2 separate regions of the Homo sapiens genome follow, and region 2 is linked to region 1. Evidence: chromatin loops called from intact Hi-C (ENCODE). Cell type or tissue: GM12878. All regions are shown on one strand. Each heading gives the region's core, and the rest is flanking DNA. Links, peaks and the distances in the headings are about the cores only.

Region 1 (4,407 bases), core at 122-4,121:
CTCATACCCTACATGAATTTAAACGGTGAAAAAAAAGATGAAACTTTGAAACCAGACTGACTTGGGTTGAATCCCTGTTGTGCCACTTTCCAGAACTGTGACCTCAGGTTAATTGCGTGATCTCCCTGAGTTTCTTCATCTGAATTAATCAGGTACCCATATTTACTCAGCCCAGGTATTGCACCAGTTAAATGAAACAATGTTCACAAAGCACCTTCTATGTGCCTGACGTATCACAGCCAGGCAAATAATTTTTATACATTTTTAGTTTTGCTTACAAATAGTCTCTTTTATTGTAACATTTTCTCTTTTGATATTACTGACATTGTCACCACCTTAGTTTTGCGTCTCATTACCACTTGCCTGATGATTGCAACTTTTCTAAAAATATTTTCTTGCTTATCTCCCAGCCTCCTGTCCATCCTCGTTACTACTGCTAGAACTCCTTCTAGAGCACTATTATCTTGCAATGCTACATGGCTTACAGAATAGATGACAAGCTCCCCATCTTAGTATTTAAGTTTCTCCACAACCTGTTCCTTGTCAACCTTTTAAAATCACGGCTGCATATGCAGTCCCCTGAGCCCAGTGCTTTAGCCAGACTGGACCCTTAATTCGACATTCTTTACTTTCCTAGCTCCTTACTTTTGATCACTCATGCTCTTTGCCAACTGGTGGTGTCTGGTTAGGCCATGTGGCCATGGGGCCAATTGTCTGCATTTATTAAAATGGTACCAAGAGGAAACCACAGGAAATAGCCTTTACTTGACATAAAAACTATGTGCCAGAAACATTTCTAAGTGCTTTGGAGATATTAACTCATTTAATCCTTATAACAACCTTATGAGTTAAGCACTATTAGGATCGTAATTCAGAAGATTAAGAAACTGAAGCATACACAAAAAGTTATGCCAGGTTTCCAAAATCATTATAAATAGCACAGCCAAGCTTCAAATACATATAGCGCAGATAGTTGAAATCGTCAAGAGTCTGTGCTTCACTTATCACTATGCTGACTTTCCTAAAAGTTTGTCCGGAGCAGCACCAACGTAAGTAGTTTTAACTGAGGTTGCCAGTCTCCGTGAAGCTAGACACCAACGATTAGGACCAAAAAGGTCAGGAATGAGATGCATTGATGTGTGAGGAAGTTCAAGGTTGACAGTTGCAAGATGAGCAGATGGGAATTTCCTGAGCCCAAGTTCAGGGGCTCATGACACCTTTAAACACAGTACCCATGACCTCTGTGATGGCCAAGTTGGGAGAGCTAAGGGATCTGACACAAGCAAGTCTGTCTGGTTAACAGTCATCTGTCTCACCCTGTCCCCATGAGGTGAGAGCTTCCTGGGAGGAGGAATTATGCATTCCTAACCTTTGTGGCCTCCTAGTATCTGACATAGCACTCTTATTTAGTCAATACACATCAGGTGCCTATGTGTGTTAGGAACGGTATGGGGTTTGGGACATTTCATGGTTTCTTCCCCCAGAGTTGCTACGGTACTTTTTCTCTGATTTGATCTGTAAATTGTATTTGTACAAGACATGTGATTGCCAAGAGCTTTCTCCACAGTCTTTGCAGAAGCAATATAAATCACCTTAAAACCACAGGGCTTTCTGGAAATGAATTAGGGCTGAGACTTAAAGAACCGACTCTGGGGAATTTTAATTAGAACTGCAAATTCATCACACAGATTCTTTGCCATTTGGTGAATCAAACCTATCCCAATAAAACTGCTGTGCTTGGCTCAATTACAAGTGCTATGCCGTCTCCTCTGTATTCCTTCTGGTATCCTGCATAGTGTCTAAATATAGTAGGTTTGCTATACATGCTAGATGAATGCATGTCTGATGATAAGAAATGCTAGTGAAACTTTCACATCTGAGCACTTCTCGTTTTTGTCTCTGAAGTTTAAAGTTGTTTTCCTCAGGGGGAAAGTTGGCTGGTACAATGGAGAAGTGTCTGGGCTATTGATCACAAGTCTCTAACTCTAGAATTTAGCAAACAACAAAAAAAGTTTGAGATAAATGTCTCTATTTTAAAAGCTTACACAAAGTAAAGTTCATTCTGTACACTATTGACCACCAACCTAGACATTCAATGTTTTCTTCCACTTGGGATAAAAAAAGAGGTTTTCACTGCATTTTCTCCTAAATCATATAATTATAGGGGTTTTGAAATTACTGGACCTAGTCTTTGCCCTTCAGGCAGAAAGTATGTTTAAAATTTTCCCTAAGTAAAAATCATTACAGTTGTGTCTTGAATTTTGTATGTAGCATTAGTTCATAAAGACATAGAGGGAATAGGTACTGGCTTGCTTTATTTGCAGTGTCATGAAGAAGTCAGATGTAGCTAAACCTTTTCTTTTGTGTAGTCCTTGAAGTGGTATAAAAAAGGAATTGATGTGGTTTCATCAGTCCTAAACCAGAATCTGTCCCCAACACTGACCTACTAAGAAAATAAGAAATAAGTCAGCTTGGTTGCTTCTTGTCCATTTATAACCTGAACACTTTTTTAACGGTTAGGGACAACTTTTGATGAAGTAAAGACAAATTTCAGTATCAGCAGAGACTATATTAACACATGCTTTATAGTAATTAAAATAAATTAATGGCAATGATACAATAAAACTCCACTGTTCTTTAAAAAAAAAATTTCCCTGAGCAGATTAGTTTGTCTTGTTTTTAAGATACGTTTAGAGATTGCACAACCACCACCAATAGCCAGTTTAGTGTTTAATAGCCCAAGTCTTCTTTCTTTCTTTCTTTCTTTTTTTTTTGAGATGGAATTTCGCTCTTGTTGCCCAAGCTGGAGTGCGATGGCGTGATCTCGGCTCACTGCAACCTCTGCCTCCTGGGTTCAAGTGATTCTCCTGCCTCAGTCTCCCGAGTACCTGGGATTACTGGCGAGCGCCACCGCGCCCAGCTAATTTTTTTGTATTCTTAGTAGAAATGGGTTTCACCATGTTAGCCAGGCTGATCTCAAACTTCTGACCTCAGGTGATCTGCCCACCTCTACCTCCCAAAGTGCTGGGATTACGGGCATGAGCCACCGCACCTGGCCTCAAGTCTTATTTCTAACCGAAACTTTCCAACCTTTCTTTCTTGTCTCTTCAGTGGAGCTGGAGAACAACTAGGTAACTTTGTGTAATTACTTTATGAAGTCATTTCTTTTTCTCAAGAAAAGACATTTAAAAATTTAGAAAGTATAGTTAGTGAATTATAAACCCCTGCATTACAGTGCCTTCCTGTACATAAAAATGCTTATATTAATATAGAGACAAATAACATGGATATATGTTGTAACTAAACAAATATTTGAGATTGAGTCTTGGTTCTAACTCTTACTAGCTGTATGGTTTTAAAGGAATGTAATATCATCTTTATGAAATTCTGTTTCTTTATGTAATATAATCTTTATGAAATTCTGTTTCTTTATCTAAATTAATGTGCAAAATGAAATCACAATAACTTAACAGAGAGGTTTTCTTATACCATGAAACAATGTTGATTTGGGGATGGGAGCATGCCAGCTTAGCAATAATCCAATACTACTCAATTATCACAGCAGAATAGGAAATTAGACTCGTATGCCTACTTTGTTCATGAGGCTGTAAATTCTTCAGGACAGGGATTCTGCCTTATTAATCTTCATAGCCTCTATTACCTGTGCAATGTACAACATAGGTATTTAGCAAATATGTATGGGATTTAAAAATTGTCTGATTGAAATATTCGTAATACTTTAAATATTAGCTGGGCTGTGCAAAGTGTCTCATACCTATAATCTCAGCACTTTGGGAGGCCAAGGCGGGAGGATCACTTGAGCCCAGGAGTTTGAGGTCAGTCTTGGCAACATAATGAGACAACGTCTCTACAAAAAACTGAAAAATAAAAAATTATCTGGGTGTGGTAGCACGTGCCTGTAGTCCTAGCAACTCAGGAGGCTGAGGTGGGATGATTGCTTGAGCCTGGGAGGTTGAAGCTGCAGTAAGCTGTAATCATACCGCTGCACTCCAGCCTGGGCCAACTAAATAAATAAATGTATGTTAGCTGGTTACCTGAAGGGAGACTTGATATACCAAAATAATTCCTTCTCATCTTCAAGGTGTAGAAAGACATTTTCCTTCTTGTACTTCATATATATCAGCATGAAGATTTTAAATTTATCAACAAACTAAACCCAAATTGAGTAATATAACATGTTCTAAATCCTGGAAACGCTTCTTTGCCCTGAAACTATATGTTCATTCTAAAAGGAGAAAAAAAATAGATCATATAGAGCAACAAGATTAAATATTAGACAAAGAAGGAAGTAAGACATTTGAAAACTGACATGACTGAAGGAAGCAACGCACATTTAAATGGCAAATATTTTACTCCAGGGACTTGGCTAAAGCATTTGAAAATCTA
Region 2 (4,407 bases), core at 255-4,254, 310 kb after region 1:
AACACATAACACCATCTATGTATTTAGGTTGATGCAAAAGTAGTTGTGGTTTTTGCCATTACTCTCAATGGTTAAAAACTGCAGTCACATTTGTACCAACCTATTAGAATTCTTGCCCCCATAAAATAAAAAAAAATAAAATAAAAACCCTCAAACTTTTATCTGATCATATTTCTAAACATAGGAGACAGAGAAACAGCTTGTGTTCCTACAGATACACAATCACCAAATTTCAGATTGTGGTAAACTGTGAAATAAAAGAATGGGCTGGGTGCAGTGGCTCACACCTGTAATCCCAACACTTTGGGAAGCCGAGGTGAGTGGATCACCTGAGGTCAGGAGTTCGAGACTAGCCTGGCCAACATGGTGAAACCCCATTTCTACTAAAAATACAAAAATTAGCTGGGTGTAGTGGTGGGCGCCTGTAATCCCAGCTACTTGAGAGGCTGAGGCAGGAGAATCACTTGAACCCGGGTGGCAGAGGTTGCAGTGAGCCAAGATCACACCACTGCACTCCGGCCTAGGTGACAAGAGTGAGACTCTGTCTCAATCAATCAATGGATGGGTTTCTTTAACAGACAACAAAATGCAAAAAACAGATGGAAAGCGAAACACAGAGATAAGACAGACAACAAACTGCAATGAATAAACATTTCTTGGATATTGGCTTGAACAGTAAAACTGTTTAAGAAAAAAAGGATATGTATCTATCACACAAATGAGAAATTTTGACTACTAACAAGACATTTGATAATATTAGAAAAGTATATTACTTTTAAAATCATGATAATGGCATTGTAGTTGTGTTTTAAATTAGTCAATTATCTTTTAGAAATATGTACTGAAATATTTGTGGATGAAATACTATGATCTCTGCGATTTGCCTCAAAATAATCCAGAGTAGAGGAGAGGAAAATGAGCAGGGTTAGAAATGAGACATAATTGGTTATGACAAATACATAAGGATTCATCATAGAATTCTACCTCTGTATATGTTTGAAATGTTCTATAACAAACAATTATGAATTCAAATAAAACAAAACCATATTGACAGGAATTGTGGAAAGATATACAACAAGTCACTAACAATGGTTACTCAGGGAAACAGGATTACCAATTTTTTTTCCTTCTTTTCGCTTGTCAGTATATTATTAATTTTATTACAAATGAGCATGAATCATTTATATACTTAAAATTACTTGTGGAATTTTTTTTTCTCTCAACTTTTAGGTTCAGGGGGTGTATGTGCAGGTTTGCTACATGAGTAAATTGCGTGTTGCTGAGGTTTAGTGTACAAATGATCCCATCACCCACGTACTGAGCATAATATGTGACTGGTAGTTTTTCAGCCCATGCCTCCCTGCTCAAGTAGTCCCCATACCTATTGTTCCCATCTTTGTTTCCATGTATATACAATGTCTAACTCCCACTTAAAATTGAGAACATGCAGTGTTTGGTTTTCTGTTCCTGCATTAGTTCGCTTAGGATAATAGCCTCCAGCTGCATCCATGTTGCAGCAAAGGACATGATCTTGTTTGTTTTTTTGGCTGCATAGTATTCCATGGTGTGTAGGTACCACATTTTATTTATCCAGTCTTCTGTTCATGGTCATTTGGGTTGATTCCATGTCTTTTCTACTGTGAACAGTGCTGTGATGAACATATAAGTGCATATGTCTTTCAGGTAGAATGATTTACATTCCTTTGGGTACATACCCAGTGGACAGATTGCTGGCTCAAATGGTAGCTCTAAATTCTTTGAGGAATCTCCACACTGCTGTCCACAGTGGCTGAACTAATTTATATTCCCACCAGCAATGTGTAAGTGTTCTCTTTTCTCGATAACCTCACCGACATCTGTTGGTTTTTGACTTTTTAATAGTACCCATTCTGACTGGTGTGAGATGGTATCTCATTGCAGTTTTGATTTGCATTTCTCTAATAATTAGTAATGATGAGTATTTTTTCATATATTTGTTGGCTGCATGTATGTCTTCTTTTGAGAAGTGTCTGTTCATGTCCTTTGCCCACTTTTTAATGAGGTTATTTTTTGTTTGTTGAATTGTTTAAGTTTCTTACAGAGTCTGGATGTTAGACTTTTGTCACATGCATGGTTGTGAATATCTTCTACCTCTCTGTAGATTGTTTATTTACTCTATTGACAGTTTCTTTTGCTGTGCAGAGGTTAATTAGGTCCCGCTTGTCAATTTTTGTTTTGTTGCAATTGCTTTTGGGAACTTATTAATAAATTATTTGCCAAGGCCAATGTCCAGAATGGTATTTCCTAGGGTTTTTGTAGTTTTAGGTCTGGAAATTTTTTAAAAAACACATCTCAAAAATAAAAATTAAAGAAAAACAGAAGTGAAAGCCCAAAATTAACTAAAATTTTGTATAGTGGTTTTACATATTTGAAAAGCATATTTCCTGTGGGGCGCCACCTACGACATGTAAGTAGTTTCAATAAATAAAGATGGTAAGTCAGCTGATAAGCTCAAAAAGAATCATTCAAGTCACTGTTAAAATATGCTGATGCAAAACAGGTACAGGGAAATTATAACGAAATAACCAAGCCCTACAGAGCAAACCTTATTCCCAAATTAGGTGGCATCCATCACATATGTAGACGCAGACAATGAGACCCACACACAAATCATTTCCCTTTCTCTCACAATAGAAAGTTCAGATGACTTGGACAGTCCTACCAAATGTTTAAACAGATAATTTTTAGCTTACCTTTCCGTTTGATGTCACATGCATTAAAAATACTTGTGAGTGCCTCTTCTTTACAGGCCCTGTTGATGCTGTATATTACATCTTCTTTACCATCATCAGCTTCTTGTTTCCATCCTATTAGAAGAAAAAGTTTGTAAATCCTGATGCTTTCTGTGCTATAATGATTAATTTTCCTTTTTTTTTTTTGGTTTAACAAAGAAAACCTATCATAATAAACAGCCTTCCCCTTAGATATAGGGAAATATTCCCCTATATCTAAGTATTCCCATCATGACGTTCTGTTTTGTTCTGGAAACAAACATAGTTAAAACAGAAAGGGAAAGATGGATGATTCCATCCAAACTTTAATAATGTAGATTTTTTTTTAGTTCAGGTATTCTAAAAGTAGATATGTTTATTGCTCTATTGGAAGGACAAACATTAAAAGATGAATATTTACCATCTTCATTCAGAGATAATTTTTTTACCACTGAATCCTGAGGATCAAAACACTTCAAGCTTTGAACAAAGGTGGAATCAAAGTCAAGTGTTAAGGTACTAAAATTATTTTCACTACAATAGTTATTCAAATCCTTGTTAGAGAAAAACTCTGCTTTTCTGATCTGTGACATCAAAGATGTATAATTCTTGTTGCTCTGTGACTTCGGCTTTGAGACGTTTTCAGAACTTGTGAGAATAACAGAGTATGTTGCAGTCTCAGGGGAGCTGAGGTGAGAGGTGGATGGGGTTCTTGGAGATATTATTTGAGGCGATGAAATGAAGGCATCGACTTCCTCAGAACTTGACCAATGAGAGCCGGGCGTAGGAACACAAGCAGCAGTCATTTTCCTCAGTACCTCTTCAAAATATTTCTTGGTGTTCGTCTGTGGGCTATCAAAACTGCTAGATTGGTATTTGATAATCTGCTGAATTGGATTTGAAATTGCTTCTCTCTTGTGGATGGCTCTGATCTTTCTACAGATGCTTTCCACTGGGTTATGCCGCTTCTCAGTTACCTTCCTTGGAGAGGCCATTGTTGACTTTCCTCCTAGTATACAGATGAAGTGGCTAAAGTATAGGCAAAAGTAGATACATGTTTAAAAGTCAGTATTTTCCTAACAATAATTTAGCAATAGGCAATTTATTCCCAAATCAACTTTGGCGGGATCATGACAAGATGCTCAGTTTCTCTAAGCAAATTTTCCATGCATTTAACTTTGGCCCTCAAATTTCAGGAAAATAACAGCTAACATGTATAAAGTATTTATCAAGTGCCAGGCATGGTACTAAGCTCTTCACACCCATCAACTCATTTCATCCTTAAAACAACTCTTTGAGATAAACGTTACTGCTTTCTCCATTCTCTGACAGAAAGAGAATAAGCAACACACCCCAATAAATGCCACAGCTCAGATTCTAACGCAGGCAGTCCAGCTCCAGAGGCTAGATAACCACATTGCTTTTTATTTATAATAGGGCAGGTGACAATGATGCTAACATCTCTCATTTGAATACCTACCATTGGTATTGTACTGGTTGCCCTCTATTCAGAACTTAACTAAATATGCCCCATATTAGGTGTTTTATGTGTATTATGTCTAAATTTCACATAAACCCTATCAGCTGTGTGGAAATATCCTCCTTTTATAGATAAGGAAACTAAGAATCAAAGAGGCCAAGTAATTTGCTAATGGTC

Evidence for each region. Hi-C counts contacts between places; a loop is a spot of excess contacts. Peaks named below come from ENCODE experiments on the same cell type or tissue, not always from the same donor. Only the 100,000 strongest peaks of a DNase experiment are listed, where the experiment ranks them.
Region 2: it touches region 1 in a loop (4-fold over the local background); 1 of 110 quality-filtered maps calls a loop at or near these places.

Annotation. Positions count from the first base shown.
Region 1 is chr12:25,317,722-25,322,128 of GRCh38, reverse strand. No RefSeq gene overlaps it. Among named protein-coding and RNA genes, the nearest start is that of KRAS, 69 kb to the right of the region's middle. In GM12878, for the core only: no CTCF peak of the experiment used is centred there; DNase peaks (open chromatin) are centred at 1,178, 1,518 and 1,868; H3K27ac peaks cover 1,796 bases.
Region 2 is chr12:25,003,680-25,008,086 of GRCh38, reverse strand. It overlaps a transcript of IRAG2 not described here. Among named protein-coding and RNA genes, the nearest start is that of LINC02909, 8.4 kb to the right of the region's middle. In GM12878, for the core only: no CTCF peak of the experiment used is centred there; DNase peaks (open chromatin) are centred at 2,586 and 3,454; H3K4me3 peaks cover 793 bases; H3K27ac peaks cover 1,763 bases.